Regions from separate parts of the Homo sapiens genome. Here region 1 is linked to region 2. The links are chromatin loops, found by intact Hi-C in ENCODE. Cell type or tissue: natural killer cell. All regions are shown on one strand. Each heading gives the region's core, and the rest is flanking DNA. Links, peaks and the distances in the headings are about the cores only. Region 1 overlaps EVI5 (ecotropic viral integration site 5). Region 2 overlaps RPAP2 (RNA polymerase II associated protein 2).

Region 1 (16,831 bases), core at 7,477-11,476, 220 kb after region 2:
TATCAGCTGCACTACAACATACCACTTAAAAAGTTGAACAATTAAATGTGATGGTGCATCAACCTAAGAGATTGAAGAGAAAATGAGAAAGGTTTTCTCTACAGTTCTAAGTAGCATGGTTTTAACATGTTATAGTGCAGCAAAACTGAGACGAATAGAATGTCAAGTTGCTTTGAGCAAGTGTTTGGGATAAAGGTGGGGTTTAGTAGTGTATAATATTGAAAAACACTGGGGAGGTAAGAGAAAGAAAAGAAGTGGATCTCAAGCATGTTTAAATCCATACATTTAGTCAGGCTCATTTTTAAAGAGAAGTTGTAAAGGGTATCCTTAAGAGTCCATTCTTGTTTTTTAATCTGTTTGTGCTTGTTTTTCTATAAACAGAGTGGGGGAACATTTTAAAACATACAATAAACTGTTTATAAATAAATCTATACATAATTTATAAGGTCCTAAAAATGAATTTTTAAAAATCTGTGTTTTTAACATTGGTTATAACTTACCCTATCTTGGAAACTTTCTTAGGTAGGAAGACAGCAGATTTTAAAAGCTATGTTTCGAGCCATAGGTTTTAAAATACACTACACAATTGGACAGGTTGCTTACAAGTTGTGATTTTATTTTTTGAGCATTTAATCAGTTAACACCTAGTTAGTGTATCAGATGCATAACTGAAGTAGTAGAAAGTGCCCCAGACTAGGAGGCAAATATAAAAGCATCGAGTCCATTATTTTACAACTTACAAAATTTTCCCCTAGTTTTCAAACTTTTCAAATCTATAGAAGAGCAGAAATAATAGTACAATGACACCCATATACCCTTCAGCTATATTCACCAATTACCATTTTGCTACGTGGGCTTTCGTTCTTTTGCTCTCTATGTGTACATATGTGTGCACACACACAGATTTTTTTCCTGAACCACTGGAATGTAAATTGCAGGTGTCATGACATTTTACTACCGTATATTTCATCATGCATCCTCTAAGAATAAAGAACTGCCCTATGTAACCAAATGTCATCATAACACTTAAATTTACAGTAAGTCCATAATATCACTGAAGATAGTTTTTTTTCAGATTTCCCCAAAATGACTCAAAATATTTTATAACTGCCCATAATCAAACCAAGGTTCATGGTTACATTTTGTTATTATATCCCTTTAGCCTCTTTTAATCTACAAGAGTCCCTGTGCCTTTTTTTTTTTTTTTTTTTTTTTTTTCTGAGACAGAGTCTCACCCTGTTGCATAGTCTAGAGTGCAGTGGCATGATCCTGGTTAACTGCAATCTCTGCTTCCTGGGTTCAAGCGATTCTCATGCCTCCCGAGTAGCTGGAAGTACAGGCATGCACCAGCACACTTGGTTAATTTTTGTATTTTTAGCAGAGACAGGGTTTCACCATGTTGGCCGGGCTGGTCTCAAATTCCTGACCTCAAGTGATCCACTCACTTCAGCCTCCCAAAGTGCTGGGATTACAGGCATAATCCCAGCCACCTTGCCTGACCTTATGCATTTTAGAATTTTTATCATATTGTTAATTTTTTGGAAGAGTCCAAGTCTGTAGATTGTATATTATCTAAGCTGAAACAGAAACATTTTCCATTCCAACATTATTCCAAATAAAATACTGTTTTTATTCCTTGTTCCCAAACCAAATAGGCAGCAGAGTAAACTAATACAATGCATATTTAAGGGTTGGGTAAATCAAAGGATTAAGTATAGAAGACATGGGCACTAAAACTTAAATATCTGAAGTGAAGGACTCAGAAAACATAGGAACAGTGCTAAAAGACACTGGTAAATATGTATGACATGTATTCTACCTTAGAGTCATATGTATGATATTATGTATACATGTCCTACACATATGTATGTCATGTGTACATATGTATATTAGTTAACATACATATTTTGTATATGTACATTAAAAGTTAAACATAATATTGGCAGTTACAATTTTTAAATTTTTTTGCCTTATGTTAAACACAAGTATTGGTAGTTATAATTTTTAAATTTTTTGCCTCTTATTAAGAGACTAACCTATAGATTTAACCTTTCAGTGCTATGAAGTCCAAAGAATTCTCTCCATATTTAACATGACTTTATTTTTAAATTTTTACTAAAATATAAGTAAAATTATTAAGAAGAATATTGATAAAATGTATCAAGAGAGATAGCTAACAGGGGTAGAGTAAAAAGGTCAAATACAAAATACTGGTAGGCAAGTAACTGAATAATTTTTAGAGCAGCATTCCTACTAGAATGTCTGGTACAGAAGTGGCTTTTGAATGGCTGATTTTTACATACAAATTTACCTGTAGTTTAAGACATCTGACAGACTGCTAGCCCACTGATTCTGGTTCCTAGTTCTGTCTATATCGCTGGGCAAATACAAGAGTGATATGTATTCTCCCAGTTAAAAATAAGAATCTGAGCCCTTTGATACAACTCTTAATGGCTGAGCCTCTTGTCAATCTTACATTTTCATTGTCATCTTTGGTAGTTCAATGATAACCACTGGAATATTCACTGGAATAACATGGGGAGCATTTAAAACTTGTCAGAAACCTGGAATTCCCTTTGTAGCTTTGGGGCTAGGATTGCCAGTAATGTCCAAAGCATGAAAATAAGTGCTGAGTGCCACAAAAGGACATGAAAAAAACCTTGTAAGATACTTAAGACTTCAGAATATACTGAGAAAATGGCATTATCTCTATAACAGGGTGAGAGAACTCTAGGCCATACTCTTGCCAAGTCCAAATCAGCCTCTATACATGTTAGTCTACCAGTTCAGCAGAAGGGCCCCAATATAATTCCCTTTAAGGAACAAAGGCTTCCCTTTTCACCCCATGAAGCTTCTCCTGTTCTGTCAGGCATAGGCAGACTTAGGCTTGCTCATCTTCCCCAGGATCCTGCCCATTTCTCCTCCTCCCTTAATTTTCACTTCAGAATATGCTGGTCTGATTTGAAATATAAATTTAAGGGATTAGCTCACACCACTTGTAGGGACTGGCAGCCTGGAAGTTTTTGTACGGCTTGCCGGCAGGGCAGAAGTCCAGGAAATCCAGGTCAGACTTGATGCTGCAGGGTAGCATCAGTAGGGCGGGCCAGCAGGCTGTCTTGAGGAAAGCTGGTTAGTGAATGCTTCATAAGTTTTCATCTGAACCAAAGCCGGTTCCTAAGATGCCTTCTTCAAACTGTTGGGATCACTTTAAATACACAACAAAGCCTTTCAGCCTGTTCTATCATTTGTCTCTTTGCAAAAAATATTTTATAGAGTAGGTGGATGACTTTAAATTCTGGGAAAGCATAGGGTTAGTCACAAAGAAACCTCTAACAAAGGGAGGATCTGCCATAAAAGGAAAGCATCAAATATCCACTCATTAAGCTTCATTTTGCTCATGAGACATTGCTCACACAGCTGGAAAATTCTGTAGCTGAAGAAAATGTGATTCATCTTCTAGACAGATATTTTAATATCTTCATATTCCACGGCATGGGATTATCTCAGTGAAAGTTTTAGACCCATTTTTGCTTTCTGGCTTTGTTGTTGTTTTTTTGTTTGTTTTGGATACCATAAACTCTAAACAGATGCTTTTGTTTAGTGCAAGGTAGCTTTTGTCTTTTCCCTGTAAGGAAAGGCGCTATGGTGCTATATTTCATTTACTAGTGATAAACACTGTCATGCTAGATTAAGTTAAGATTCTGACAAGTCTTTTGGGTGGTGGTGCACTGCATACCATGACTTTTAAAGAATTAGTTTGAAAAGCCCTTTCTGGATCCATGTGAACGCTATTTCATCTTTCTGTCATTCTACTAATCCACATTGTTATTTCTCTAGATGCTCTTCTCCCAGCTTGATGACTATTATGGTCTAGAACTATTACCCCCATATGGTGGATTCTTGTCACCATTTCTTTCTTTTAGCAAAACTAAAGTGTGGAGAAATTCTGGAATGAAAAATTAATACTAAATCCTCTTTTTTTTGGCATGGCCTCTTTACCTGTGTGTATCCTCATAGGTGGCTTGAACTGAACATAGCCTGGGCCTGGCCCCAAAAGCACTAGAGATTTAAAATGGACGGCCGGGCGCCTGTAATCTCAGCACTATGGGAGGCTGAGGCGGGCGGATTACGAGGTCAGGAGATCGAGACCATCCTGGCTAACACGGTGAAACCCCGTATCTACTAAACAAAATACAAAAAATTAGCTGGGCGTGGTGGCGGGTGCCTGTAGTCCCAGCTACTCGGGAGGCTGAGGCAGGAGAATGGCGTGAACCCGGAAGGCAGAGCTTCCAGTGAGCTGAGATCGCGCCACTGCACTCCAGCCTGGGAGACAGAGCAAGACTCTGTCTAAAAAAAAAAAAAAAAGAAAAGAAAATGGACTCAGTGGTTAAGTAACTTATCAAGGACCACATGACTAGCCAGGAAAAAGCAAGGAGTAGAAGCCAGGTTTCACTCTTAGTCCCATTCTCTTTATATCATTATAAATGGCTCCAATATAAACCATGGTTTTGTTTGTTTGTTTTTAAATAGAGACCAAGTCTTGCTACATTGCCCAGGTTGGTCTCAAACTCTTGGGCTCAAGTGATCCTCCTGCCTCAGTCTCGCAAAGTGCTGGTATTACAGGTGTGAGTCATCATACCCAGCCTAAACCTAAAATCAGGATTTTGATTTGAGACAGATCATAGCAGGACATGTGCTAGAATTGTTTTTCTAAAAATGCAGTACTTATTTTATGTTATTCATGTATCTTTTCTTGAGCCCTCTGTAAAGAGTGATATCAAGTCAAAGTTGGGAAGCAAAGCTGTCAAAGTTTCTCGTGTATCTTCTGTAGCATTGGATGATCAGATGGCTCCTAAATATTCATCTTATTAATAAACCATTCCCTTCCCTAGTCTGTCTGAATGGCCTATGAAGAGTTTATTTTGCCAAAAAATATTTAAATCAACTGATCAGACTATTAGTGTATTCAAATTTAATAAGAGAGCCAATGGAAGGAGGCCAGTGTGGAAAACCAGATTATAATTACTTACGAATCCCTTCTCATATGAAGTCAAGGGAGACCAAGGTACAAAAAATAAAACAAAGATAAATCAAAGACAGCCTATAAAAAATATCAATGGTATTTTATATATTTCACGGAAATAATATACTATAAAATTAATTTCCTTTTTCAGCAATTTTAATGTGATGGTTTGGTTTTACTGTGACTAATACAGTTATTAATAGCCATTTTTCCCCTCTGTATACATTTCTCCATTACTATTTATTACTTTTAGCTTATAAATGGGAGTTCACCTTTTGTATAGAAAGATCTAAATGTTTGAGGGGAAAAAACTAGAAAAAATAGTTTTAACTAAAAAACAAAAGAAAGATATGAGCTCTCAAACTCCTGGGTTCAAGTGATCCACCCGTCTTGGCCTCCCAAAGTGCTGAGATTACAGGTGTGAGCCCCCGTGCCCAACCTAAATTATTTAACTTAAACGGTCGCTTGTGATTAATAAACAAAGTAGAAATGTATTATAGTTTGTACTATCTATTTTACAAATGATAATACTGAATCTTCAAGCTTCTCTTTAACCTTTCATTGTGAATAAACAATGACTCAGGGAGAAGGAACATTTAGAATAATAATCATATATGTATTATTAAAGTAGAAACAATGAAACCTTCAGAATGACAATGTATTTTTGTTGGAATTTTGTATCTATCATTATCGCTATACACTTATCTGATCAAGCTAAAGAAAACCCATGAGGCTAATGCTTGAACAAGAATGGCATTTAAAATTAATTTATATGTAAACATTTTTTTCAGCAAAATTCTAGAAGTTTGTCCATTTTAGAGTCATTCTTTCCTGTTTAATCCAAAAATCAAATTCCACCCAGCAAGGACTGCTATTCCAATAATGTTGTAATCTTTTGCAATTGTCTGCTAGTGATCCTGATTCATATATTGCATTCATAACAACCAAAAATAAAAGAATATTTAATTAACACTAGGCATTCTAAAAGCTTCAAAGCTTAAGTAATAAATTTTAAAAACCAATCAATGATAGTTAAAGTAAGGGGTTCTCAATTTTACATATTTTGTTAAGCTTTATTGTACAGACTAAAATTTTGGTTTTGTAGGCTCAGTATTACTAAGTTGCTTATTGTATTTAGTAGTTTCTTGTATCACCTCTTGTAAGTATCCAATTCGTTCATCACCAAAGTCATTAGGTTTTTCTTCTGAGAGGGAGGTGCCAAAACATGCTTTTTCAGTTGAATTTTGTGTTTTATCTTGCTTGCCATAACATTGCTGCATACACCTTCCATTCCTGCAAATACACTGAGCCTTGTCAGAACCAACAGTCTTATGTCTCCTAAATTAGTCCTTCATGCACTGGTTGCCCAGGGCTTTGATGTCTGGGGGCAGAACCAGGTGCAGCTGCAAGATATGTCTATACAAGGCCTGGACACAGCACTCTGTGGGTGGACTACCAGCCACTTGTTCAAAGGGCTATCTTATCTTTCAATCTGTTAATTTTATTGAATTAATGTTAAGTTGTTTTACAGTGTGAAGCAACTGTAATTCTTCTTATCCTTGAATTACCTTTCTTCTTGGTTGGGATTTTTGGTTTTGTGAATGGTATTTCTTTCTGCTAAATAATAATCAATAATAATTAATAAATAATATAAACTAAATTGTTGTGCTATTTCTTTTCACCATGTTCATGGCTAGGTGATTGTCCACATATTCCAAGTACGCTAATGATATGGATGACACTAACTATCTCTCCACCATATTTGAGATCTATTTCCTTTGCCTTCCAAGCTCAAGCTTGTTCTCACTTTTCTATAGTCTCAGGAAAATGCACAGTGAAAGAAAAAACCTAGCTAAACAAGGGCTCTTCTTACTCTTCTGAGATTTTGTTAAATATCTTGTACTACCTAGTTGGGGGAATATATCACAAAACCTGAGTTTTAGGATTCAGATCATTTCCCATATTCAGTGTGTTGCCCTAGGGCCTTCACTTAAGAGTGAGGTGTCACTTTTCTGATCTCTTTCACTTGGTTATCCTTTGCAGAAGTTTCTACCACTCCTCAGTCAGAAGATTACATACTCATTTTCCTTCTCTCCACATGTGAGATATAAATGAATTCTCCTGGGATTTTGCTGACTTACACAGCCTGGAAATGGGATAGATAGTCAAGGTTAGAAGCCAAGCCCTGGCAGGCCTCTCTGCTCTACCACTGTCTGCTTCTTTTGTTAGCTGTCACTTTTTAAAGTTTATTGCATTAGGTTATGTTCCTTTTCCTCTCAGGTTTATTGGGCAAGTTTTTGCTTAAAAAAAAAAAAACTATTTACTATTTTGTTAGATAGTTGGGGTAGGTAATTCTGGGAGTTTCAAGCCATCTTTGGTGCAACATTTATTTAAATAAAGTATGTAAAGGAATCTTTACACAGAAAGTACTTAAAACCTGCTACCTGCTCTTATGGCATAGAAGGTCAATACATGACTATTTTCTCCCTCCTAAAATTCATTCAGCAACTATTTGTTGAGCACCTGTGATATGCCAGGCACCAGGCATACAGCAGTAAATAAGACAAACAAGGTTCTAATGTAGTCACGACTCGCTTAACAATGGGGATACATTCTGAGAAATGTGTTGTTAGGGGATTTCATCGTTGTGTGAACACCGTAGGGTGTATTTACACAAACTTAAATGGTAGTGCCCACTATACATTTAGACTATACAGTATAGCCTACTGTTCCTGGGCTACAAATATGTACAGCATGTTACCGTATGGAATACTGTAGGCAACTGTAACACAGTGGTTAAGTATTTGTGTGTCTAAATATTTAAACATAGAAAAGGTACAGAACACATACTGTCTCATAATCTTATGGGACCCAGATGATATATGTGGTCCATCGTTGACTGAAACATCATGGGGTGTGAGAGTTAATTTTTAAAGTAAAAATAATTTCAGGCACTGACAAGAGCCATAAAGAATATAAGACATGATAATGAGACACAGTAACAATGTGAGGGGCCTACTTTACAAAGGTGGTCAGGCAGTGACTTATATCTAGGCTGAGATTTAAATGATGAGAAGGTATCAGTCATGGGAAGATTAGGGAGCACAGAATTGCAATCATAAAAAAGAGCACAAGCAAAAGCCTTAATGTAGGAATGAAAGAGCTTGATTCAAGAAAAAAAAAGGAGGTGAGTAGTTGCTAGAACTAACTGGTGAAGGAGAATGCCATTTAAAATGGGTCAGAGAAATGGGCAGGAGCCAGACAACACTCAGGGACTTTAAGGCCAGAAAAAAAGGTGGCCCTTTTGCTTGGTAGCCCAAGTTTCCTTTGTTACTTTTTCCCTATAATTATCTGGAAGTTCTAGTTCTTATTTCCTTTCTAGCAACAGTTACTTTAAATGTCATTTAAATATACATAAAATATTATAATGATAATCATATAAATTCATAAAGAATAAAAAGTGAACTCATATCCTCTACTCTTTTGCACCAAGCCCTTTACTATCTCCTGAAGGAATATTTCAACAGTTTTGACAGGATCACTGCAGCCAATTTCAATGCATTTAAGTACATATGCATGTAACATATATACATATTAACATGCACATGTACTTAATATATATAAATACAATACATATACTCACAAATGCTTTTTAATACATACAAATGGGAATATATATTCTGCTTATAATTTGCTTTTTTCACCTAGTATGTCTTGTAGATCTTTATTCTTTCTGAAAGACGCAGAATATTCCAGAGTATAAATATACTATAGTGTAACCATTCTCCTACTGATGGGTAGTTACTATTTTTTCTAAATATTAAAAATAACCTTGGGGTCAGGCGCGGTGGCTCATGCCTGTAATCCCAGCACTCTGGGAGGCTGAGGTGGGTGGATCACTTGAGGTCAGAAGTTTTGAGACCAGCCTGGCCAACATGGTGAAACTCCATCTCTACTAAAAATACAAAAAATTAGCTGGGCATGGTGGCACGTGCCTGTAATCCCAGCTACTTGAGAGGCTGAGGCAGGAGAATCGCTTGAACCTGGGAGGCGGAGGTTGCGGTAAGCCGAGATCACGCTACTGTGCTCCAGCCTGGGCGACAGAGTGAGGCTCTGTCTCAAAAAAAAAAAAAAAAAAAAAAAAAAATTAGATTTTTCATCCACCTTCATCAGTTACATAAAGAATACAAAGAAATCTAAAATAGAAGGAAAAAATCAGAATAGGAATAAAATTTTTAAAAAGATGGCTTATTTAAATTTGCAATTATTTTCTAGTATTGTACTGGCCAATGGTATTAGAAGTATAAGCTACTGGAAGTACCAATGCCTTCTCTCTCTCTCTCTTTTTTTTTTTTTTTACATTCTTTCCAGATATCTAATATAACAAACTGAAACTTATAATTAGTTATTAAATTTTCACATATTAACTTTAGGATAGGAAACCACTACTTAATATATTTTAACATTTTACTCCTGGCTATTAACATTTACAACATGGGTTACAAATAGGTATCATACCTCTAAAGGAAGTAACAGAAACAATTAGTAATCTCTCTCTGTTCTTTTTCATAGAGATTTCAAAATAAATCTAAGGTTATGCATAGGATGTGGGTTTTTCTCCGGGAGTAGTATTACAGAAGGTTTGTGGTATTAGAAGGGTCATGACACAATGCAAGTTGCTTAGTCTCAAACACAAGCGTAAAGCTTTCATTTTAAGAATATTTTATATTATACCCACAGATGAAAAATCTAACAAAAAGAGACACGGTGGTACATAAAGATATATTCAAGTGCTCTCTCTTTCGTAAAAAATCAAACCTTTTTAGAGACAATTTAAAAAGCAATCTCTTGATTGTTTAAAAGGTTAAATAATGCTTTTTTTTTTCCAGGCTTTATTATGAAACTATGTTCAACGGTCACAGAGGCAACCACATTAACTTGCAGCATGGATACAAATTTTAAGTTCTACATTGATATTTTCAACGCACATATGAAGCAAAATGTCTTAAGCAAATTATTACTGCATATGAAATTACTATAGTAGAAGAAAACCCAATAATTTGAGTAAATCTGTAACACTTGGTAAGTAATCACTCTGATTAATCAACATCACCTTACTGAAATATCAATAGCAACCACTAGGCTTTAGTAGGTTATTACTGATTTGTACTTTGCCAAAAGAAAAATTAATCAGAATGGTAAATGTGGTAAGCGGTAGCCTCTCCATGACTTCAAGGTGACTCATTTGAAACTTCTAAAAACAAATCATACTCATATCATGTACTACTGATAAGTTTTTGAAACAGTTTCCTGTAATTTAAAGTCATGGACAAAGGTTTGAATATTCTTCTTAGTAATTAGAAAAAGTAAAAGTACACATAAATGTCTTTTAAAAACCAATAATGAAATCTGAAAAATATATAAGGGATAAAAGAAATCAAATATTTGGCTAGTATTTTTCAGTATTAAGACTGATTTAATTCCATTTCAGAAGAGAAATATACATATACACAGGACTAGCTAAAGGCACAGTTTAAAAATACCAGCCCAAGGCCGGGTGTGGTGGCTCACACCCATAATCTCAGCACTTTGGGAGGCCGAGGTGAGCAGATCACCTGAGGTCAGGTGTTCGAGACCAGTTTGGCCAACGTGGTGAAACCCCATCTCTATTGAAAATTTAAAAATTAGCCAGGTGTGGTAGCAGTCACCTGTAATCCCAGCTACTCAGGAGGCTGAGGCAGGAGAATTGCTTGAACCAGAAGGCTGAGGTTGCAGTGAGCCGAGATTGCACCATTGCACTCTAGCCTAAGAGACAGAGTGAGACTCCATCTCAAAAAAAAAAAAAAATCAGCCCAGTGCTTTGCAGGGCTGAGTCAGGATTATTTGAGGCCAGAAGCTCAAGATCAGCCTGAGCAACATAGCAAGACCCCATCTGTACAAAAAATTTAAAAATTAGCAGGGCATGGTGGGGTGTGCCTGTATTGCTAGCTACTAGGGAGGCTTAGGTAGAACTGCTTGATCCCAGGAGTTCAAAGCTGTAGTACGCTGTGATTGCACCACTGAACTCTGTCCTGGGCAACAGAGCAAGACACTCTCCCTCTCTTAAAACAAGTCAGCATTCACACAAGGTCTAAAAGGTAGAAAATATTCCTCATAAATCATAATTTAATTGGAAACAAATCAATTTTGTGACCAATACTTAAAATTTGATATAATTCCAATGGCTCCTAAAAACTATGGACTCACAAACTAGTTTTAAAAAAAATTAGATACTTTTTAGAAAAGTTTTAAATTTACAGAAAAATTGAGAAGATAGAGAGTTCCCACATACCCTCCCACAGTTTCCCCTATTATTAATATATTAGTGTGGTACCTTTGTTACAATTAATGAACCAATATTGATACATTACTACTAAAGTCCTTAGTTTATTCAGATTTCCTTTGCCTTTGTTTTTTAACCTGTTTTTTTTTTTTCCTGTTTCTAGAATTCTATCCAAGACACATTACATTTAGTTGTAATGTCTCCTTAGGTTCCTTTTGGCTGTGACAGCTTCTTAGACTTTGCTTGTTTTTGATGATCTTGTCAGCCTTGAGTCATTACTATTCAGGTATTTTGTAAGATCTCCACAAGGGGAATCTGTCTGATAGTTTTCTCATGGTAAGACTAGGGTTATGGGTTATCAAGAGGAATACCAGAGAGGTAAAGTGCCATTTTCATCATGTCACATGATATCAAGGGTATGTACTATCAGTGTAATTTATGACTGTTGATGGTAATCTTAATCACCTGGCTTAGGTAATCTTTGTCAGGTTTCTCCACTGTAAAGTTACTCTTTTTGTCCCCCATACTTTTCCTTTGGAGGGAAGTTGCTAAGTGCAGCCCATGCTTATGGAGTGGAGATTTATACTTCCCCTCCTTGAGGGTGGAGTATCTACAAAAATTATTTAGAATTCTTCTGCATATTTGTCTCTTAACTCACATTTATTAATTTAATCATCATTTAAATCAATATAGGCTCATGGATATTTATTTTATACTTTGGGTTATAATCTACTTTGGGTTATTATACTTTGGCTTGTGTATTTCAAGTATGTAATACTTCAAAATTTTTTTTTTCTCAAATTGTTCTACCTTTGGTCATTGGGAACTCTTTCAGTTGGCTCCTCTGTCCCTTCAACACACTCCAATTAATGTAGGTTTTTTTTTTTTTTTGGCTGTGTGTGTGTGTGTGTGTGTGTGTGTGTGTGTGTGCATTTTGAGTACTTCCTTACTTATTGGCATTATAAGGTGCTCCAGGCTTATCTTCTATATTTCCTGTCCCCGTCCTAGAATCAGCCATTTCTTTTTTTTTTTAATTTTATTATTATTATACTTTAAGTTTTAGGGTACATGTGCACAATGTGCAGGTTAGCTACATATGTATACATGTGCCATGCTGGTGTGCTGCACAGAATCAGCCATTTCTGTGAGAAGCCCTGGTCCCCTTCACTGGAGAATGGTATTAAAAACCAAAATCTGGGCACTAAGTGTACATAAACTAATTTTTAATAACACCAAGTGAGCATATATATTATGGTACTTAAGAGTCCAAACTCCCCTAATTCTTAACTGAGATCTTACTATGAGCTCATCTTGGGGGATCCAAATGATGTTCTTCAATTCTAGATATAGCAATATCCTAAAAACCTCTAGATACTTCATCCCTTTAAATTTAACTGTGTACTGAAGTTGGACACGAAAGAATCTCTGAACACTTCAGAAAAAAGTTTTTAAACAGAATCTCGCAATCCCTAATGACTAGATAGCAAGCTAGGTAAAGCAGTCTATGTACGTATTTTCCTGACAATTAATATTAAGACAAGATACAATTACAGAAGATATTTTTTCAAATTAAAAATGCTTAAAATTGAGAAATGCCTTAAAGAAAAATGAAAAATATTTTAATATTTAGGTAAATTGCTCAAAACGAAAGCCATAAACGATTGTGCTTCAGGGGCAAAAAAAAAAAAAAAAAACTATTAACAAGTTAGCTCAGGAAACTGGAAAGTACAAACTAATCACAAAGCTTTATGATAAATTCCATCATTTAGTAATGTCATGGTAATTTCACATAATTAAAAAATATAATATTTTTAAGTTAATGGTAAAGGTTTTATCACTTCCTCTCCATCTCTGTCAAAACTACATACTGATCTGAGCACAGTGATTTAAACCTAGCACCCTCATTCTATGTCAGAACAGAATTTTGAGTGGGCGTTTTTAAGCCAAGAGTGGTTGGGGTATTGCCCATCTGAGGCATCCCTAGAGGTTATCTGTTGGGCAAACTAATCAAAATGGGTAAATGTTACTGGGTACCAGGAAAAAAACCAAAAGTTGGATTTGAGTAGACCTACACTCTTTTAAATGAAAAACTTTCCATTACTTGTAACAAAGTGGCGTTAATTTTATAGATGTGCTTAGCCCACAGAAGCTTTTAACATAGTTACAAAAATCAATATGCTTATCTTTATAATAACCAAAATACAAACTCAATCCCAGGTTAAATACTAGAAGGCTTGGGTTTAATTCTCACCTATTTTCCTTAACTAACTGAGGAAAAAATTGACTTTTCTATGTTTTGTTCTACTCCATGGAATTTAGAGATAGCTCCATTTAGTATTAATGTAAAAATAAAGTCTTCAAATAATAAATAGCATTTAGATGGTGGAAAACTCCAGTAATAAGAGGAAACTTAATTTTTTAACCTCATTTCCCTCCAAACTAAATACCATGAATTCTTACAAGTATTTTTTGAATCAGTTCAATTAAATCTTTTTAACAGCTTAAATGTCATCTAACTGATCACTCCCATGCTCAAAACCCTCCAATGATTTTCCATCTGAGTCGGGAAAGGTCAAAGTTTTAGGTCCTACATAATTGGCTCTATTTACCTCTCAGACTTCCTCTAATTCCCATGTCTCACTCCACCCAGACTCTACTTCAGACTTGCTCCTTATGTCAGGCCCTTTGCCTGTACTATTCTCCTAGTAAGTAGTTCTTCCCCCAAATCTTCATGCCTCATCTGATTCAAATGTTTGTTTAAATAAATATCCCCTTCTAATGAACCTTTATAAACCACATTGTGAAAATAGCAACAGTCCTCCATCCCTAATACCAATATCTTCTCATTCTCACATTTTTCTCCGTTGTCTTCCACTGTCTAAATTTCACACCATAAGATTTATTTTTTTCATCTAACTTCTCATTCTACCATAAAGCTCAATGAGGAAAGGGATTTTTGTATTTTGTTCACTAATCCAGGTAGTGTTTAGAATAGTGACAGGCACATAGTAAGTACCCCATAAATATCTACAAAATTGAAACCAATACTTCATTTAAATTAGAAACTTAATCTGTTCTTCACATGTGGGTTTTAAAATTAGAATAACATTTAAAGTCTAATTGATATTTCAAAAAATAAACTATTACATACAAATTATTTCAGTAAATAAACATATTTTGACTGTGGCTAGTATGCCGATATTGGAAATATAAAGTCAAATAATGGTCCTTACCCTCAATGAACTTCAGCTGCACATGGTGGACAGAAAAATTGAAAAGAATTAACTACAGTAGTGTGAGATGGTATAAGAAAGATCTCTAACAAAGGGTATTAGAAGAGCAGAGATACACGAAATCAGGTAAGATGGCATTAACAGGGAATGCTGATCACAACTGGTCAAGCTTAAGCTGACTTTTGGGGGTGGAGCCAATATGGCCGAATAGGAACACCTCCAGTCTACAGCTCCCAGCGTGAGTGATGCAGAAGATGAAAGATTCCTGCATTTCCAACTGAGGTACTGCGTTCATCTCACTGGGGATTGTCAGACAAGGGGTGCAGGACACTGGGTGCAGCACACCGAGCGTGAGCCGAAGTAGGACGAGGCATCACCTCACCAGGGAAGCACAAGGGGTCAGGGAATTCCCTTTCCTAGCCAAGGAAAGGGGTGACAGATGGCACGTGGAAAATCAAGTCACTCCCACCCCAATACTGCACTTTTCCAATGGTCTTAGCAAACAGCACACCAGGAGATTGTATCCTGTGCCTGGCTTGGAGGGTCCTACGCCCACAGAGTCTCGCTCATTGCTAGCACAGCAGTCTGAGATCAAACTGCAAGGCGGCAGCGAGGCTGGGGGAGGGGCGCCTGCCACTGCCGAGGCTTGAGTAGGTAAACAACACAGCCGAGAAGCTCCAACTGGGTGGAGCCCACTGCAGCTCAAGGAGGCCTGCCTGCCTCTGTAGACTCCACCTCTGGGGGCAGGGCATAGCCAAACAAAAGGCAGCAGAAACCTCCGCAGACTTAAATGTCCCTGTCTGACAGCTTTGAAGAGAGTAGCGGTTCTCCCAGCACGCAGCTTGAGATCTGAGAACCGACAGACTGCCTCCTCAAGTGGGGCCCTGACCCCTGAGTAGCCTAACTGAGAGGCACCCCCCCGTATGGGCAGACTGACACCTCACACGGCCGGGTACCCCTCTGAGACAAAGCTTCCAGAGGAACGATCAGGCAGCAACATTTGCTGTTCACCAATATCCGCTGTTCTGCAGCCTCCGCTGCTGATATACAGGCAAACAGGGTCTGGAGTGGACCTCCAGCAAACTCCAACAGACCTGCAGCTAACGGTCCTGACTGTTAGAAGGAAAACTAACAAACAGAAAGGACATCCACACCAAAACCCCATCTGTACGTCACCATCATCGAAGACCAAACGTAGATAAAACCACAAAGATGCGGAAAAAACAGAGCAGAAAAACTGAAAATTCTAAAAAGCAGAGCGCCTCTCCTCCTCTAAAGGAACGCAGCTCCTCACCAGCAATGGAACAAAGCTGGACGGAGAATGACTTTGACGAGTTGAGAGAAGAAGGCTTCAGACGATCGAACTACTCCGAGCTAAAGGAGGAAGTTCGAACCCATGGCAAAGAAGTTAAAGACCTTGAAAAAAGATTGGACAAATGGTTAACTAGAATAACCAATGCAGAGAAGTGCTTAAAGGAGCTGATGGAGCTGAAAACCACGGCACGAGAACTACGTGATGAACGCACAAGCCTCAGTAGCCGATTCGGTCAAGTGGAAGAAAGGGTATCAGCGATGGAATATCAAATGAATGAAATGAAGCGAGAAGAGAAGTTTAGAGAAAAAATAATAAAAAGAAATGAACAGTCTCCAAGAAATATGGGACTATGTGAAAAGACCAAATCTACGTCTAATTGGTGTACCTGAAAGTGACGGGGAGAATGGAACCAAGGTGGAAAACACTCTGCAGGATACTATCCAGGAGAACTTTCCCAATCTAGCAAGGCAGGCCAACATTCAAATTCAGGAAATACAGAGAATGCCACAAAGATACTCCTCGAGAAGAGCAACTCCAAGACACGTAATTGTCAGATTCATCAAAGTTGAAATGAAGGAAAAAATGTTAAGGGCAGCCAGAGAGAAAGGTCGGGTTACCCACAAAGGGAAGCCCATTAGACTAACAGCTGATCTCTCAGCAGAAACTCTACAAGTCAGAAGAGAGTGGGGGCCAATATTCAACATTCTTAAAGAAAAGAATTTTCAACCCAGAATTTCATATCCAGCCAAACTAAGCTGCATAAGTAAAGGAGAAATAAAATCCTTTACAGACAAGCAAATGCTGAGAGACTTTGTCACCACCAGGCCTGCCCTAAAAGAGCTCCTGAAGGAAGCACTAAACATGGAAAGGAACAACTGATACCAGCCACTGCAAAAACATGCCAAATTGTAAAGACCATCAAGGCTAGGAAGAAACTG
Region 2 (16,831 bases), core at 6,953-10,952:
TGGCTTACTGCAACCTCCGCCTCCTGGGTTCAAGCAATCCTCCTGCCTCAGCCTTCCAAGTAGCTGGGATTATAGGTGTGTGTCACCACTCCTGGCTAATTTTTTTTTTTTTTTTTTTCTGTATTTTTAGTAGAGATGGGGTTTTGCCATGTTGGCCAGACTGGTCTCGAACTCCTGGCCTCAAGTGATCTGCCCACCTCAGCCTTCCGAAGTGCTGGGATTACAGGCATGAGCCACCACACCTGGCCCATTTTCCTTTTTTATTCTCTACTTTTTTTGTCTCATTAAAAAATGGGCCAGGCGCAGTGGCTCACACCTGTAATCCCAGCACTTTGGGAGGCTAAGGCAGGTGGATCACTTGAGGTCAGGAGTTCAAGACCAACCTGGCCAACATGGTTAAAGTATGTCTCTCCTAAAAATACAAAAATTAGCCAGGCATGATGGCGGGGACCGCCTGTAATCTCAGCTACTCAGGATGCTGAGACAGGAGAATTGCTTGAACTCAGGAAGCAGAGGTTGCAGTGAGCTGAGATTGTGTCACTGCACTCCAGCCTGGGTGACAGAGCAAGACTCTGTCTCAAAAAAAAAAAAGAAAAAAAGGATTACATACACACACACACACACACACACACACAAACAGATGTTTATTGAGCAATGCTATGAGTAAGACTGTGTCTTAGACCCTGTAGGGAATACAAAGATTAAACAAATCCCTTTCCCTCAAACACTTTACAGCCTACTGGAGGTTGAGGAAAGGGAGAAATCATGTGCACAAGTAGCTACAATAAAAAATTGAATGTGTTAAATGCCAAAAAAGAAAAAGGCACAAAATATTGTTGGGATTCATAGAAGTAAAAGATTTCAATTGGGAGGTTATAACAGAAGTAAAAGATCTGTTTGGGGGGCCATACAAAGTTGATGGGTTCAAAAGACAGAAAGGATTTCAAGAAATAGAACAGATGAGAGTATTCTAGGAAGTACCTATAGCGTGAAAAAAGCAAGATAAGGCTGATAACTAGAAGGAAAGGTTGGGTCTGTTGTACTGATGGATTTTTTTTGTTTGTTTTCAGACACAGTCTCTGTTGCCCAGGCTTGAGTGCAGTGACATGATCTTGGCTCACTGCAACCTCTGCTTCCCAGGTTCAAGTGATTCTTGTGCCTCATCCTCATGAGTGCTGAAGACTATAGGCATGCGCCACCACACCCAGCTAATTTTTGTATTTTTAATAGAGATGGGGTTTTGCCATGTTGGCCAGGCTGGTCTCGAACTCTTGGCCTAAAGTGATCTGCCTGCCTTGGCCTCCCAAAGTGTTGGGATTACAGGCGTGAGCCACCATACCCTGCCCCTGAGATAAATTCTTTAATGGCAGACAAACTTAATTCAGTGGGTAATGAAAGTCATTTAAATTTTTTGTTTTTGTTTTTTGTGGAGTTTCATTTGCTCGTTTGTTTGTTTTAGACACAGGATCTCGCCCTGTTGCCTAGGCTGCGGTGCAGTGGCGTGATCATAGCCCACTGTAACCTCAAACTCCTGGGTTCAAGTGATCCTCCCTTGATGTAAGTTTTGAGTAGAATAACATCATAAAATCTGTGTTTTAGGAAGGTTAGTCTTTCAGAGATCTGGAGCCAGATCTGATACTATCTTCCACCTTGCGTCAGCCCTTCAAAGGCTTTCAATTGCTCTTAAAGAAAAACTTTTTATTGTGGCCTACATACCCCTGTGGTCTAGCCCTTCTTTCTTCTCCAGCCTCATCTCACACCATCCTACCTTGTTCTCCCATTCCGGTCACTCTGACCTTCTTTCATATGTTTCTCATCATAGTCTTTACCACTGTAGCACACAGGTCCAGAATGTTCTCTCCCCTCTTCCCTTGGTTAATTCCTCTTCATCTTTCAGAACTTGAGGAAGTGTTTCCTCCTCACGAAACTTTCCCTGACTTCCCTGACTAGATAAAATATCTCTATACATAGGCCTTTACAACACTATATACTTTTCTTTCTTAGCACTTATCCTGTTTTCAGTTTTATATTTAATTGTATGATTACTTGATTAATGTATGCTTGTCTCACTGTACTTAAAATTTTTAGGGGCTGGCTCATCTTTATTTTTTTTCCTTTTGAGACAGGGTCTCGCTCTGTCACCCAGGCTAAAGTGCAGTGGCACAGTCGCAGCTCACTAAAGCCTTAATCTCCTGAGTTCAAGTGATCCTCCTTCCTCAGCCTCCCGTGCAGCTGGGACCATAGGCATGCACCATCCTGCTCAGCTTTAAAAAAAAAAATTGTAGAGATAGGGGTCTCACTTTGTTGCCCAGGCTGGTCTTGAACTCCTAAACTTAAGTGATCCCCAACCTTGGCCTCCCAAAGTGCTGGGATTACAGGTGTGAGCCACCATGCCCAGCCTATTCATCTTTAAATTTAAAAAAAACAAAACAGAAAAAACAAATAGACCTATCCTTTGTTCTTGACCTCAGGCTATCATCCACTCACCTACCAAACTTCTTGAAGAGCAAGTCTGCTCTCAGTAATTCCAGTGCTTCTCATTAATCCTTTGCATTCTGTATCTTGCCCCCACCTTTTATGGAATTGATTTTCTCAAAGCCTCTACTAGTAACAGCCTAGTTAAACAAAGAGCAATGAGGCAATGAAATGAAAAGGAAGAGACAAATTATGAGAAACACTACAGCTCTAGAATCCACAGGATTTTGAAAAGCTGGGGAAAGTCAAACATAATTTTAAGATATTAAGACAGGTGGCTGTGAAGATACTGATGCCTTCTGGGAAGTAGGTAGGAAGAACTGATTGGAAGAGATGATGCATTTGTTTTTATTTTATATTTATTTATTTATTTATGAGACAGAGTTACGCTCTTGTTGCCCAAGCTGGAGTGCAATGGCACAATCTCGGCTCACCGCAACCCCCGCCTCCCAGGTTCAAGCAATTCTCCGGCCTCAGCCTCCGAAGTAGTTGGGATTACAGGCATGCGCCACCATGCCCGTCTAATTTTTGTATTTTTAGTAGAGACAGGATTTTACCATGTTGGCCAGGCTGGTCCCGAACTTCTGACCTCAGATGATTCACCCGCCTTGGCCTCCCAAAGTGCTGGGATTATAGGCATGAGCCATCGTGCCTGGCAATGCACTTGGTTTTATACCTGTTTTGCAAGTGCTGAGACTTCCTGTTCAATTTAAGATTTAGGCAGATTATCAGTTAGATGGCTCCCTGACAGGAGTTGAAAATGTGGAACTAGAGCTGAAGAATGGTGATGAAAATCAGAGACCTAGATTTTAGTGTCAGCATTGGGATGGATGAAATGGCAAGAGGCAGAGGATGTTAAATGCAGAGTCAAGATGGGACAGAACTTTGTGGGACAGCTGGATCAAGGCCAAGGATGCCTGAAGAATACAGAGAAAGCAGAAAAGGGGAGGGAGGGGAAACAGACACTTTGAGCACCAACTAAATGCAAACACTGCTAGACTCTACATTATTTTATTTGATTCTCACAATTCAGTCTGGTAATTTGGTAGTGTTCCACTCACCAACGGAAGAAATAGGCTCTGTAAAAACATATACTTTGCCCAAGGTCAGAGCTAAGATTCAGACTCAGACCCTATCTGACTTCAAAATATGTACTTTGCACTGCAGTGTGCCTCAGACAGGTATGTAATCAACCAGAACACTGTTAAAGAGTCCAAAGTAAGTTTAAGTGTCAAGAAAAATGTAGTAACTACCTTTCTAGAGATGAAGTAGTTGCTGTCTGCTAAACGAAAATGAGAATAAGGACTAAGGACTGTGGTCCTGGCAATTAGGTGGTGTGGGTAACCTTCAAGAAAGCAGTTTCTACAGAATGATAGGAGTGGAGACCAGATTGCAAAGGCTGCTATAGTATTACATATGGTGTTGGGGCACTAGACGGAGCAAATGCCGACTACTCTTTTCTTATGGTTGGCAAAAGCAGAAAGGAGAGGGAGTTTATAATCCAATATGATATGATAAATTGTCAGAAGATTCTCAGGATAGTGGAAGTTTGAGCATTTTGGTAGCAGAGGGGAAGGAGACGTTAGACAGGCAAGGCTGGAAGAACTAGAGGGTAACTGGTGGAATGTGGCCCATGAAGAGACTGGGAATGACATCAAAGGTGTATTTGCCTCTTTTTCTTTCCTAACTCCTTTCACCCACTTTCCTACATATCTGCAACATATTTCTCTCTCCTTGCCTTAAATGTCAGTGTTATTTGGTAACATTTTGCCTCCTGTTCTTAATTTCAAAAGTGCAGAAACCAAACCTTGTATATTTCAGCTCCCAAAAACCCATATTGTTAATTTTCATTACTGTTACATTCATTACTGTATTATTAGTTTCATTCTGGCTCTGATTGATTCTTACCTCCCTTTCTCCACAGGTCAATTATTCCCCTAGGAGAATTAATTTAGGCATTTCTGAGCTTGAGTTGTACAGCCACTATGTTTAATTATGGTGACTAACCTTTATTTTCTCATATTCATGACTTTTACCTTCCCCTGCCTTCTCACCTTCCATGACCCACAAGTCGGTTTTAGGAACATAAACATGTAATTTACCAAAAGCAAAAAGCATATATATATATATAATATATATATACACACACACACACATATATATATATATACACACACATAAACACACACACACACACGTAAGTTTCTACATGAGAATAAGAGAATTTCCATTTATCCAATATTGTGTTTGGACAATATGTAAACAGTGCTAAACCAGGAAAGATACCTATAGTAAGTGAGGTAAATTTGAAGCAGTTTTCTTACCAAAACATAATCTCCATGCAGTCAAATACATTGTCTGGATTACTTTTGTCTTCCTAGTGCCAAGCACTTACTCTAGCACTTAGTAAGCATTCAGTGAATATTTGTTGATACATCAAAAGAATGAATGGATGGGAAAAACTTGGATAAATTATTGTTGATATTATGGACTTATGGCATAGATTTGATAACACTGGTAAAATTGCATTGCACGTGAAAAAACAAAAATAGTTGCTTACTATTGTGACTGAAGAAAAGACTTTCATTATAGAGATGTAATCTGTATAATGATTCATATTTTCCCATGTGAATACAGTCTGATAAAGATGGGACTATTTAGCCTTAAAAGAATTGCTACTTTTAACCAAATCCAGCATTGCCTTTTTGCAAATACAATTTTTATAAAATCTTTAATAAAATTAACAAAAAACAAAGTTAGATGTAAATGTGAGATTATCTTTTAATTCATTAGTTATAAAATTAGTAAACACTTTAACTTTTTAAAATGTTTCTTTGATTCAAAACTTTATTCCAAATATTGCTTTTATCTTCCATGGACGTAACTGTTTTCTGTGGACTGACAAAATAGAAGAATTGGTTATAGAGCAGTTAATCACCAGGTCGATAGAGGTGGCACTAAGTCTTTTAGTTATTTATCTGATGCATCACAGATACAATTCTGGAGAATTCTTTAAATGTTTTACATGTTGATATTTGTTCGTTGAATTGGAAGCATTTATCAAATATTAATGGGTCCTAATGGAAATTTTTTACTCAAGAGGCAAACTCTTCCTTTAACTAGTTTTACTGAATGTATTTTAAAACATAGCCTTGCAAACTTAAATGAAAGTTATAAGGAGAAAAAAATTATTCCCAGGTGTATTAAGAGTGCTCGTTAAATTCAAGATCCTGATCACCGAGTGTGTTTTCTCCTCTGTTGTTAAACACTTCCATTTAGATTGTATATTATAGAGACTCAACAGCTTTTAAATATTCTTCCTGCCTCTGGCTTTTCTCATTCTGATAATTCCAGTTAACCAATAAAGTCCTGTGGTTTTTGGAAGCAAAATTCAAATGCTTCCATTTTATTCCTTGTTTAAATATTTTTACAAAGTTTTAAAGCAGATTTTACAAGCCAGAATGGTGAAAAAGAGCCTGGAATTTTCTGCTTCTCACTATTGGCTGTTTGTGTTGTCCCACCATTCGCTTTGAATGAGTTTGGGATTTGGCTGTTTGTCATTTTAGTACAGCTCAAGTATAATCTGCCTTAAAGATGGGAACATATCAGAATACACAAGGCTTAACATTGAAAATTCCGAGTGCAGCAAAAGCACTTCAGAAACTGCTCAAAACTGCTTGGTGAACACCTGCAATTTTTGTGGTGGTGAAAAGACATTACAGTAATTGAATCTCCAGGACTATTTCCATTTTATTTATATACTAATTTTCTTTTCAGTGAGTTTTGAGGCCCCACATTATAATGTTTTTTATCACTTACAGGTTTTTCATTGCAATGAGTGACAAATCTGCTGCACTGCAAAAATGTTTCATGAGAATAAAAAAATTGCCAGGTTATAACTAGTATTATTCTGGTTTCAGTGCAGAAAAAAATGTTGCTCTAAAATACTAAGACTTACACAACTTTTACATGCTCCAAAATCAATCAAGTTCCCAAACATATAAAATTAAGTGCCACTAGCTAATTCTTTGCAGCCAAGGTTATACATTGAGATAGAAGGTTATACATTGAAAGTAGGAGTAAAATCTATACTCCTTCTCCAGGGGGAAAAAAATGCACATTTGAAAAAATAAAAGCCTTTTTATAATTTGAAGGAGTCTATGAACCCCTGCATCTCAAGTTAAGATAAGGAAGTGGAGTCAGTAAACGTTGGCTTCTCTTTTGAGGAACCTGATGATAAGGGTAGGAAAGAGATTGAACAGTAACCATTTGTTTTGGATAGAAACAGACTTAAGCATACGGTATGGAGAAGGAGCCAATAAAGAAAAATAATTTGAAGCTGCGGGCAAGGTAGATACACATGATGGAACAGGGCAGGTCTCAGAGGAGGCACAAGGAAATGTGATCATGGCACAGGCAGATGGAATAGTGTGAACAGGAGAGAAATACTACATCTTCTGAGACAGGAAGAAAAGAACAGCGTGGCTGCAGATGCATTTATAGGTAGAAGGGAGAGATTTTTACATCATGCCTAACAACTTCATTTTTCAGTGAAGTAGGGTATGAGGTTCTCTTCTAAGAGTACAGAAGTTACGGTTGTATAAAGAGTGAAAACACAATTGACCCTTGAACAACATGGGTTTATGGGTTTGAACTGTGCAAGTCCACTTCTATGCGGATATTTTTCCACCTCTGCCACACTTAAGATAGCAAGACCAACCCCACTTCTCTTTCTCCTCCTCCTCAGCCTACTCAATGTGAAGACAAGGATAAAGACCTTTATGATGATCTACTTCCACTTAATGAATAGTAAATATATTTTCTCTTCTTTATGATTTGCTTAACATTTTTTTTCCTCTAGCTTACTTTATTATAAGGATCTAATACATATCCTTACATATGCATTATGTAATATTTATTATAAGCATATAACATAAAATATGTGTTAATCGACTGCTTATGTTGTCTCTAAGGCTTCTGGTCAACAGTAGGCTATTTATAGTTAAGTTTTGGGGAGTCAAAAGTTATATACAGATTTTCAACTGCATGGGGGAGGGGGTCAGTGTCCCTAATGCCTGCATTGCTCAGGGGTCAACTGTAATGATAATGGAGTAGTCATTGAGAGGATCCAGAAAAGGAGCTAATTCAGGGTGAGAGAAAATTGACAAGTGACATTAAGTATCCAGATGAGGCTACAGATCATGGATTTGTAGTGGTATCGACCTTCAGGGTTCCCTTCTTCCCCATATCTCCATACCACCAGTAGTTTCCAGCCATCTATTATAGGTATGGAGAAAGCAGATTGCAACATTTATCTCAGGGTGTAGGTTTTGCTAGGTAGAAAAGCTAAAGCAAGGATGCAAGAGGTTTGGAAGAGTACTAATGAGATAATAGTTCAAAAAATCAAGACAAATATAAGGAAGAAAAGTAGAGTTACCTAGAAAGAAAATTGGTCATCCTCATCAAATAATTCTTGTGTTTCTCCCCCCAAAATGGTATCTTCAGCTCTGACATCTCTCCTAAATCGTAGACCAAATTTTTTTTTATTTTTTGCTGGGCACCTTCATTTGGATATCTCCCAAGCATTTCAAACTCTCAAATTTGAGATTAAGTCATTTTGCCTTTCAAATGGCCCCTTTTGGTGGCATTGGTATCCTCCTAATTACCCAGAATTGTGCTTCTCTTTATCTCTCATATCTAATCAATTGCTAAGTCCTTTTAGTTCTGTATACAGTTAGCTTTCTCCATTGCCACTGCTACTAACCCACATTAGGCCTTCATTACTTGCCTAGACTGCTGCAATTATAGCCCTCCCAAGCAGGTCTCCTTGCCGTGTGTCTCTTCATTCAACTAGTCCATCCTTCCCTCTAGCTTTAAAAATCATCTCACTGAAGCTTAACTCTGATCAAGGCAGGCCTTTGTTCAGCAACTTAGTGACTTCCCAGCTCCTACCAGATAATTTTGCATGAAATTCAAGGCCCTTCAGAAGTGGCCCCAACTTACCTATTCACCTTATTTCCCTTTTATGTCTTCACATTATGTCCACTGACTGTTTCCCCCACAATCATCTTCAATAGGACTTGACCTATGCTTGAAACTTATTTTCTTTTCATATCTGCCTATTCTAGCCTTCAAGATCCAGTTCAAATGTTACCAACTCCTTAGAAGCCTTCCTTAACACCCCACAGTCAGAAATAATACCTCCCTTGTATAAACCCCCTTAAGTAAGACCTCTCATTGGGCCCTTCTGCTTTGTTACACATTTATATAAAAATCTCATTTTCTTTACTATCCGATTTCTTCCAAAAGTGTAGTTAACAAGTATAACAAATAAACAGAACTACACAAATTTATTCAATTCAGAACTTTAACACAGCTTCACATCAGTTGTTTTCAATACTGGCTATACATTAGAATTACATGGGGAGGTTTTAAAAAAATACTAATGGCTGATTCAAAGATTTTGATTCATTGGTCTTGGGTGGGGCATGGGCATAAGAATTTTTTAAGTTCCCCAAGTGATTCTAATTTGTGCAGGCAGAATTGAGAACCACTGTCTTAATTCTAGTGCACATTGGTGTGCTAAGTAGAGAAGTGCTAAATCAGTTGACTTAGCTGCATATACCAGGATTTGCTTGGTTAGAGGTACTTAACCTTTTTTCTAAAATCGTTAATAGTTTGAAAGGTTCCTCTTGACTATCACAAAGGAAGGGTGAATTAGAAACAGCAAAACTGTTGGTTTTCATTTGTACGTTTTATTTGGTTATGACAGATTTCAAAAATTATTTGAAGAGTATATCCAAGTGGGTCTTTGAAAATTGTAAGATCTACTCAGTTCTTAAAATGAATCAGACATGTGAACTTGTGTGGTCTAGCGGTTAGAAGTGTAGACTAGTGGGAGTACTTCTGGGGTTATTTGTTCATCTTTTACTGACTTACATGACCTTAAGAAAGTCACTTGAGCCTCAACATTTCCTGCAACTTCACAGAAAGGTTGAAGACCAACAAGTCAGTCTCATAAAAAAAAAATTTAACAAACTTGGAAATCACGATAGCTTCTTAGGTTTGACTGAGTTGTTGAGATCTTTCCTGCCACAAAGGGAACAACTAGGAAAGAACTGGCATTCAGGAGAAGCTCTCTAGCTCCAATTTAGAAAGTTTCCCACCATCCATTTTAAAGTATCTGAATGTTTTAGCCGGATGTGGTGGTGCTTGCCTGTAGTCTCGGCTATTTGGGAGGCTGAGGTAGAAGGATTGCTTGAGCCCAGGAGTTTGAGGCTGCAGTGAGCTGTGATTGCACCACTGCACCTCAGCCTGGGTGACAGAGCCAGACCATGTCTCTTAAAAAAAGTGTCTGAATTTTAAATTTAGCTCTGACCTCTTGGCATTTGTTTCCTTATCAATTATAAAACCATATTTACTGAAAAACAACATCAATAACAGCAGTTTAGCAAAGTACCACAAAGTAGTTACCTATGCATGTGGCCCAGTCCATGTTATTTTATGGAAAAACAAAAACTCTTCAACAGGGTGACAGGTTCGTTCTCTATGCCCAGGGAGCTATTGTGTTACTTTGGGGAGGAAGCCAGGGGCCACATGTGAGACAGATGTTTTCGGTGTCTCACTAATGGAGTTGAATCTTCTGCCTTTTCCTCAATAACAAACAAGCAAGGCAGAGAAAGAGTTAATATTAAACATGAAATTGTAATTACTTTCATGCTAAGGAGCATGCAGTATATATTGTATATTTTATCTAACATACAGATAAAATTCCTTTTGAAAGTATATACCAGACTTTTTTTTCAGTATCTGAGAGAGGCATTTTGCAAAATGTCTGGGGTTTGTATGGAGCCCTGCAATTTCTGGAAATAGGTGACATTTTGACCCTTGGTGTTACTGGTCACAGCTCTTCATTTCAGTTTTGATTGTATGGGTGTGCAAACAGGTATTTTGGTTTAATCCTTGATCATTTACCACTTGTTCTTGTAGAAAAGGGAGAAATCTCTACTCAAGTTTTAGAAGAAGATAAAATATGGGTAAGGTGACAGTTGTTACTGCCATGCAGGAAGAAAATATTGGGGCTTGATAGATAAGCAAATAAACAAGATACCTTTGTGATAAAGGTCTCCACTTTTAGCACTCTTCTTAGCCAGTATGACCCTCAATAATTCCTTTACCATCTCCAAAGCTTCAGGTACTTCAGCTCTCAAAAGGAAAGTGACTGGATAGGTTGCACCTAAAACACATTTGGGAAAATTAAGTGTGATTTCCTCAAATATAACCGTATAGCCTCCTAAAATAAGACTATGCTGTTAAACCTCTTCTTTTAGATTCTTTACTTACCCAACCCATTATTAATTAGTGCCTCATCTATCCCAGACGGCTTTTGCGTTTGTTTGATTGTAAGCCTTCAAAGTGTCAGGTATTATAATACCCATTTGTTTTAATTGGTTAAAGTGATAAACATAGTGCCTGTGCATGTACACATTGAAGGTATGGCTGTTTGACAGAAATAATCTTCCTACCTTCTCCTTCCCAGCCCTAACTTCTGAAGGGTGAGAGAATGAGTGTTTAAAAAAATTTTCTTTTCAGCCCAATGTTATCTTTTAGCAGTCTTTACATCTTCATCACCTTTATGCATGGTAATCAGCAGAACAGGTCTCCCTACTGCAGCAGAACTCTGCATGAACCCAGTAATTTCTCAAATCTGATAGGTACAGAAAAGTGTGTGGCCTTTCACTTCCTGTCCCTTCCTCCAACCCCAAACCATAGAGAAGCATGCTTTCTGGTGACATTTTATTCACATAGACATTCTCACAGCTCTTTATTCTGTAAGAAAGATTATGTGGAGTATGAGGAGTGTTGTTCCGTGTCATTTTATAACTGCCTACTCGTTTGATTTTGCAAATTTGGAAATAAATTATGAACGCTCAGGAAAATCCTTCTATGAGAGAGTTATTACTTCTGTCCAGTTTTGAAAGTCAGGTTTGCAGCTATCTGTGCTATATCATTTTAGGAAGGTGCCTGATGTGATCTTCACACGTATCACCTAGGATTATTCAGGAAAGGATAATTCAGATTGTGGAGCTACAATATGGAGTTTCCAGTGGTTCAGTATGAGTGCAGTGAGCAAGACAATAGGGACCAGAATGGGGAAGGCCACTTAAAAATCCAAGTTCATGGCTGGCCACAGTGGGTCACAAGGTCAGGAGTTTGAGACCAGCCTGGCCAACACGCTGAAACCCCATCTCTAATAAAAATACATAAATTAGCTAGGCGTGGTGGTGGGCACCTGTAATGCCAGCTACTCGGGAGGCTGAGGCAGGAGAATCGCCTGAACCCAGGAGGCAGAAGTTGCAGTGAGCCGAGATCGTGCCACTGCACTCTAGCCTGGGCGACAGAGCAAGACTCTGTCTCAAAAAAAGAAAAAAATCCAAGTTCGTTACTGACTTTTATTGTACTCCACGAGATAAAAAACATAGAGATTCATCAGTTTAGCTCTACTTGCTCAATAAACCACAACTTTAACTCTTTATATATATTTTTCTGTTGACAGAATACAAACTGGTGACTTCCAAAATTATGGGTACCTTACTTCTGAGGTTTAGTCAAGAGTTTGTACAGCTCTAAATCCTTGGATAGAAGGTTTTAATAAAAATGCCAACTTTTAATTAAAAATCTCTCTCTTGATTCAGTTATCTTGCCCAAACTTGGAAACTCTTCTTACTACTGTATATAATAATTCCTGTTAACCAGATGTTGTTTGATAGCTCAGTAATAACAAATGGAGGGTACTTGTCCTAACCTGATTTACATTCTTTCCTTTTGATGTGTAGCATATGTGGAGCAGTCAGCTAAATAAAGGTCTTATCAATAAGATGCAGTTTGACACTTGGCTTTTTGCTTTTGTTGTTACGCCACTTACCATATGGTAAAGAATTGTTATAGAAGGATATCTGTATTTTCAGAAGTGAGGTTTGAATTGGTGGAGGTTTCATGAGCAGTTTCCTCATTTGTGATTTATACATTGTAAGTTTTTATCATGTGAGTTGTTTTCAAATTATATTCACCAGCAGATAGCCTGTGTTAAGCCATCTTAAGTGTCACCTTTTGAGGTTTTTATTCATACTTAAAAGCAATTGAAAGAAATAACTTTCAACAGAAATCTTTTGTTTTTACTTACAGCCAATCACATTCTCTGCTGATTATTTTAATAAGTATTTCCTGCATAAAACACATTAAATATCAGCTGTAGTATAAATTACTGTTTTTTATTTACATAGAAGTTATTTGGGCCCACCATGTTATTATGGGGTTTTGCTTGTTTGTTTTGTTTATGTTTTAGAGACAAGGTCTGTCTCGCTGTTTCATCCAGGTTGGAGTACAGTGACATGATCATAGCGCACTGTAAACTTGAACTCCTGGGGTCAAGTTTACAAGTTGTGGGAACCGATCCTCCCACCTCAGCCTCTTGTTGGGACTTCAGGCGTGCACCTCCACACTCAACTAATTTTTTTATTTTTAGTAGAGATGGGATCTTGCTCTGTTGCCCAGACTGGTCTCAAGTTCCAGGCCTCAAACAGTCTTCCTACCTCAGCCTTCCAATGCACTGGGATTGCAGGTATAAGTCACCACTCCCATCCTGGATTTATTTGATATTCACTATTAGAAGTTGCAAGATTGGAATAGAGGCTTGAGTCCCTTTCATTGTGTATTGGGGTAGGAGTTGTTCATTAATGAAAAAATTAAACAGGTAAGTAATTAGTATATCATAATTTATACTGCACAGATAAAGGAATAAGGAGAAAAGAGGAGCCTGGGGAGTCAATTTAACAAAAGAAAAAGAGAGGAAGCAGGTGTTTGGTAAGATCTTGCAATTGTACTTCAAAGAAAGATAACCTGAAAGTAAACATTTTTATTTTGTATGTTTCTCTTTCTGTGAGACAAGAGTCTTGCTCTGTCACCCAGGCTGGAGTGCAGTGGTGCGATCTCGGCTTACTGCAACCCCCACCTCCAGGGTTCAAGTGATTCTTGTGCCTCATCCTCCCAAGTAGCTGGGACTACAGGCATGTGCCACCATGCCCAGCTAATTTTTGTATTTTTAGTAGAGATGGGGTTTCACCATGTTGGCCAGGCTTGTCTTGAACTCCTGGCCAAAAGTGATCCGCCCGCATCAGCCTCCCAAAGTGCTGGGATTACAGGCATGAGCCACTGTGCCCAGTCTATTTTATGATATATTTCTGTGGGGTTGGACATGTTTTGTTTTATATTTTGAAGTACTGAATTTGGACAGTTTGGACAATATTTATATTATGGGGCACTACGCTTTAAGAAAATGATAAGCTAGAAGTGAGTATAGGAAAGAACACCACTGCAAACACCAATCCCAATAGGGAGTAGTCAGATGGCATCTATAAGGAAAGATTAAAAAGACTTGGAATTAACTGAGAATCATTTTCAAGAATATGAAGGAATAACTTCAAGAGCTTTCGTACCCCCCCACCAAAAACACCCACAAAAGTTCCATGAAGAAGAAAATAAAATCCTGCAAGAGACATTTAGATTATATATGAGAAACAGTGTCTAGAATTTAAGGTTTATTAACTGTTGCAGCATGCTACACATAGAAGTGTAGAATCTCCATCCTTCAAAATCATGTAGGTAGTTTATTAGCAGTTTTGTGAAAAGAGACCAAATCACTATATTAAGAAAGGGTCTATTCTGCTTACTTTGGTGAGACTTTAAAAAAAAACACGGGGGTGGGGGCTTTGGGTCTCATTTAATTCTTAATAGAAGGAGACTGAAAGGGAGTATAAATCCCCAAAACAGTTGAGTCTTCATTTTGCTGATACTTTCTGCTATTCTCATTTACCTAAAAAAAATAAAAATATACCCCATGCAAGAATAGTGATAGCCAGAATTACACAGAAATAAAGACCTATAGATAACAAGCATTGGTGAAGATACCTGGAAAAGGGAACCCTTGAACATTGTCAGTGGGAGTGTAAATTAGTACAGCCATTATGGAGAACAATGTGGAGGTTCCTCAAGAAATTAAAAATAGGCCGGGCACTGTGGCTCATGCCTGTAATCCCAGCACTTTGGGAGGCCAAGGTGGGTGGATCATGAGGTCAGGAGTTCGAGATCAGCCTGGCCAACATGGTGAAACCCCGTCTCTACTAAAAATAGAAAAATCAGCCAGGCGTGGTGGCATGTGCCTGTAATCCCAGCTACTCGGGAGGCTGAGGCAGGAGAATCACTTGAACCTGGAAGGCAGAGTTCGCAGTGAGCTGAGATCGTGCCATTGCAGTCCAGCCTGGGCAATAGAGTGAGTCTCTGTCTCAAAAAAAAAAAAAAAATATATATATATATATATACCTACAGTATAATCCAGCAATCCCACTGAAGGGTGGGTGGGTGGGTAGGTATCTAGGTAGATAAATAAGACAGATGGATAGATAGATAAGATAGATCCACAGGAAATGAAATCAGTATGTCAAAGAGACATCTGCACTCCCATTTTCATTGCAGCATTGTTCACAATAGCCAAGATATGGAATCAGCCGAAGTGTCCATCAACAGATACATGAATAAAGAAAATATGGTATATATATTATATACATATAAACAGCGGCATATATTCAGCTTTAAAAAGAAGGAAATCCTGTTATTTGTGACGACATAGGTGAATCTGGAGGATGTTAAGTTAAGTGAAATAAGCCAGGCACAAATACAAATACTGCACAATCTCACTTATATGTGGAATCTTAAAAAAAAAACCTGGGCCAGGTGCAGTGGCTCATGCCTGTATTCCCAGCACTTTGGGAGGCTGAGGTGGAAGGATTGCTTGAGGCCAGGAGATTGAGGCTGCAGTGAGCTCCGATTGCACCACTGCACTCCATCCTGGGTGACAGTGAGACCCTGTCTCAAAAAAAAAAAAAAAAAAACCAGAAAAAGCAAAACAAAAAGAAGTATCTTACACCTAGAAAGCAATAAATATTAGCCATTATTATCATCATCATCAAAACAGTAGATTTAAGTGTTCTTACCACATAAAAATAAGTATATGAGGTAATGCATATGTTAATTAGCTTGACGCAGTCATTCCACAATGTACACATATTTCAAAACATCATGTTGTACTCCATAAATATATGCAATTTTTATTTGCCAATTAAAAAATAACTTTATGTAGATACCCTAAATTGCTTCTTCCCTTGGCCAAGTAAATCTCATATCATTTAGAATGAAAAGAATTTCCTCTCCTTTCATATTTCACCTATAAGGCTTAATTAAGTACTTTTGTTCCTGAGAAAGGGACCAAGCAACCACTCCAGGCCCAGCCCCTTGCTCTACAGTTTCCTTTGTAGTTCTGGAAGTGAATTAAAGCTAACGCCTAAGCCTGCTCAGTGGCACATAGCACTATTCATGCTTAGCCAGTCGTAGGGCTTCCCAGACAACACTGAATTCCAGGACAAATGGAAGTGAGGAAGAGAATTTCAGTAACAAGTGGTAGGTCATGATTTAATGCCTGATGAATTTAAAGCTCATCTCACACCTCACTGATGGATGTTTTGAAATATTCTGGCAGGAAGATGCAGAATGTGTGGCCTGGGGGAGGGGGAATGAAGAAAATGTTTCCTCCATTCTTCTAAAAATGAAAGGAGGGGAGCCCAGCACAGTGGCTCACACCTATAATCCCAGTCTCTCAGGAGGATGAGGTAGGAGGATTGCTTGAGGCCAGGAGTTCAAGACCACCCTGGGCAATATAGCAAGACACTAAAAAAATTTTTTTAAAGTAGCCGGGTATGGTGGCACATGCCTGTAGTCCCAGCTATTAATACTTTGGAGGCTGAGGCAGGAGGATTGCTTGAGCCCAGGAGTTCGAGGCTTCAGTGAGCTATGATCGCACCACTGCACTACAGCCAGAGTGACACAGCAAGGCCTCATCTCAATCTTCCAAATGAGAGGAGGAAAATTTTGTGAAAGAGAAAAACATTTCGGTAATCACAATAAATAATTGTCCTCTTAAACTAGTTCTTCAACAAGTAATTATTGATGATCTACAGTGTAACAGGCACGACGGATACAGTGGACACAATATATGAAGTCATTGTCCTCATGACGTTCACATTCTTTTGGATGGAGATAGACAAGCAAACAAATAGACAATTATTAATGATGATGGAGAAAAAGCAAAGAAAGGAAGTAGAGAGGTGAGACTGAGGATGGATTTTTAGAGGGAAAGGTGACATTAAACAAAACTGAATCACATGAAGGATCCTACCATGCAGAGAACTGAGGGGGAATATCCCCAAGCAAGCCTCTAAAGAAGCCTCTAAAGTGAGGACAAATT

Evidence for each region. Peaks named below come from ENCODE experiments on the same cell type or tissue, not always from the same donor. Only the 100,000 strongest peaks of a DNase experiment are listed, where the experiment ranks them.
Region 1: it touches region 2 in a loop (6-fold over the local background); 1 of 110 quality-filtered maps calls a loop at or near these places.

Annotation. Positions count from the first base shown.
Region 1 is chr1:92,574,368-92,591,198 of GRCh38, forward strand. All of the region lies in intron 18 of EVI5 (ecotropic viral integration site 5), which reads right to left. It also overlaps the pseudogene LOC107985727. Among named protein-coding and RNA genes, the nearest start is that of GFI1, 96 kb to the left of the region's middle. RefSeq lists a silencer at 10,102-10,251. In natural killer cell, for the core only: no CTCF peak of the experiment used is centred there; DNase peaks (open chromatin) are centred at 9,654 and 10,224; H3K4me3 peaks cover 427 bases; H3K27ac peaks cover 1,344 bases.
Region 2 is chr1:92,356,487-92,373,317 of GRCh38, forward strand. All of the region lies in intron 11 of RPAP2 (RNA polymerase II associated protein 2), which reads left to right. It also overlaps a transcript of GLMN not described here. Among named protein-coding and RNA genes, the nearest start is that of RPAP2, 66 kb to the left of the region's middle. RefSeq lists an enhancer at 9,223-9,272. In natural killer cell, for the core only: no CTCF peak of the experiment used is centred there; a DNase peak (open chromatin) is centred at 9,395; H3K27ac peaks cover 1,174 bases.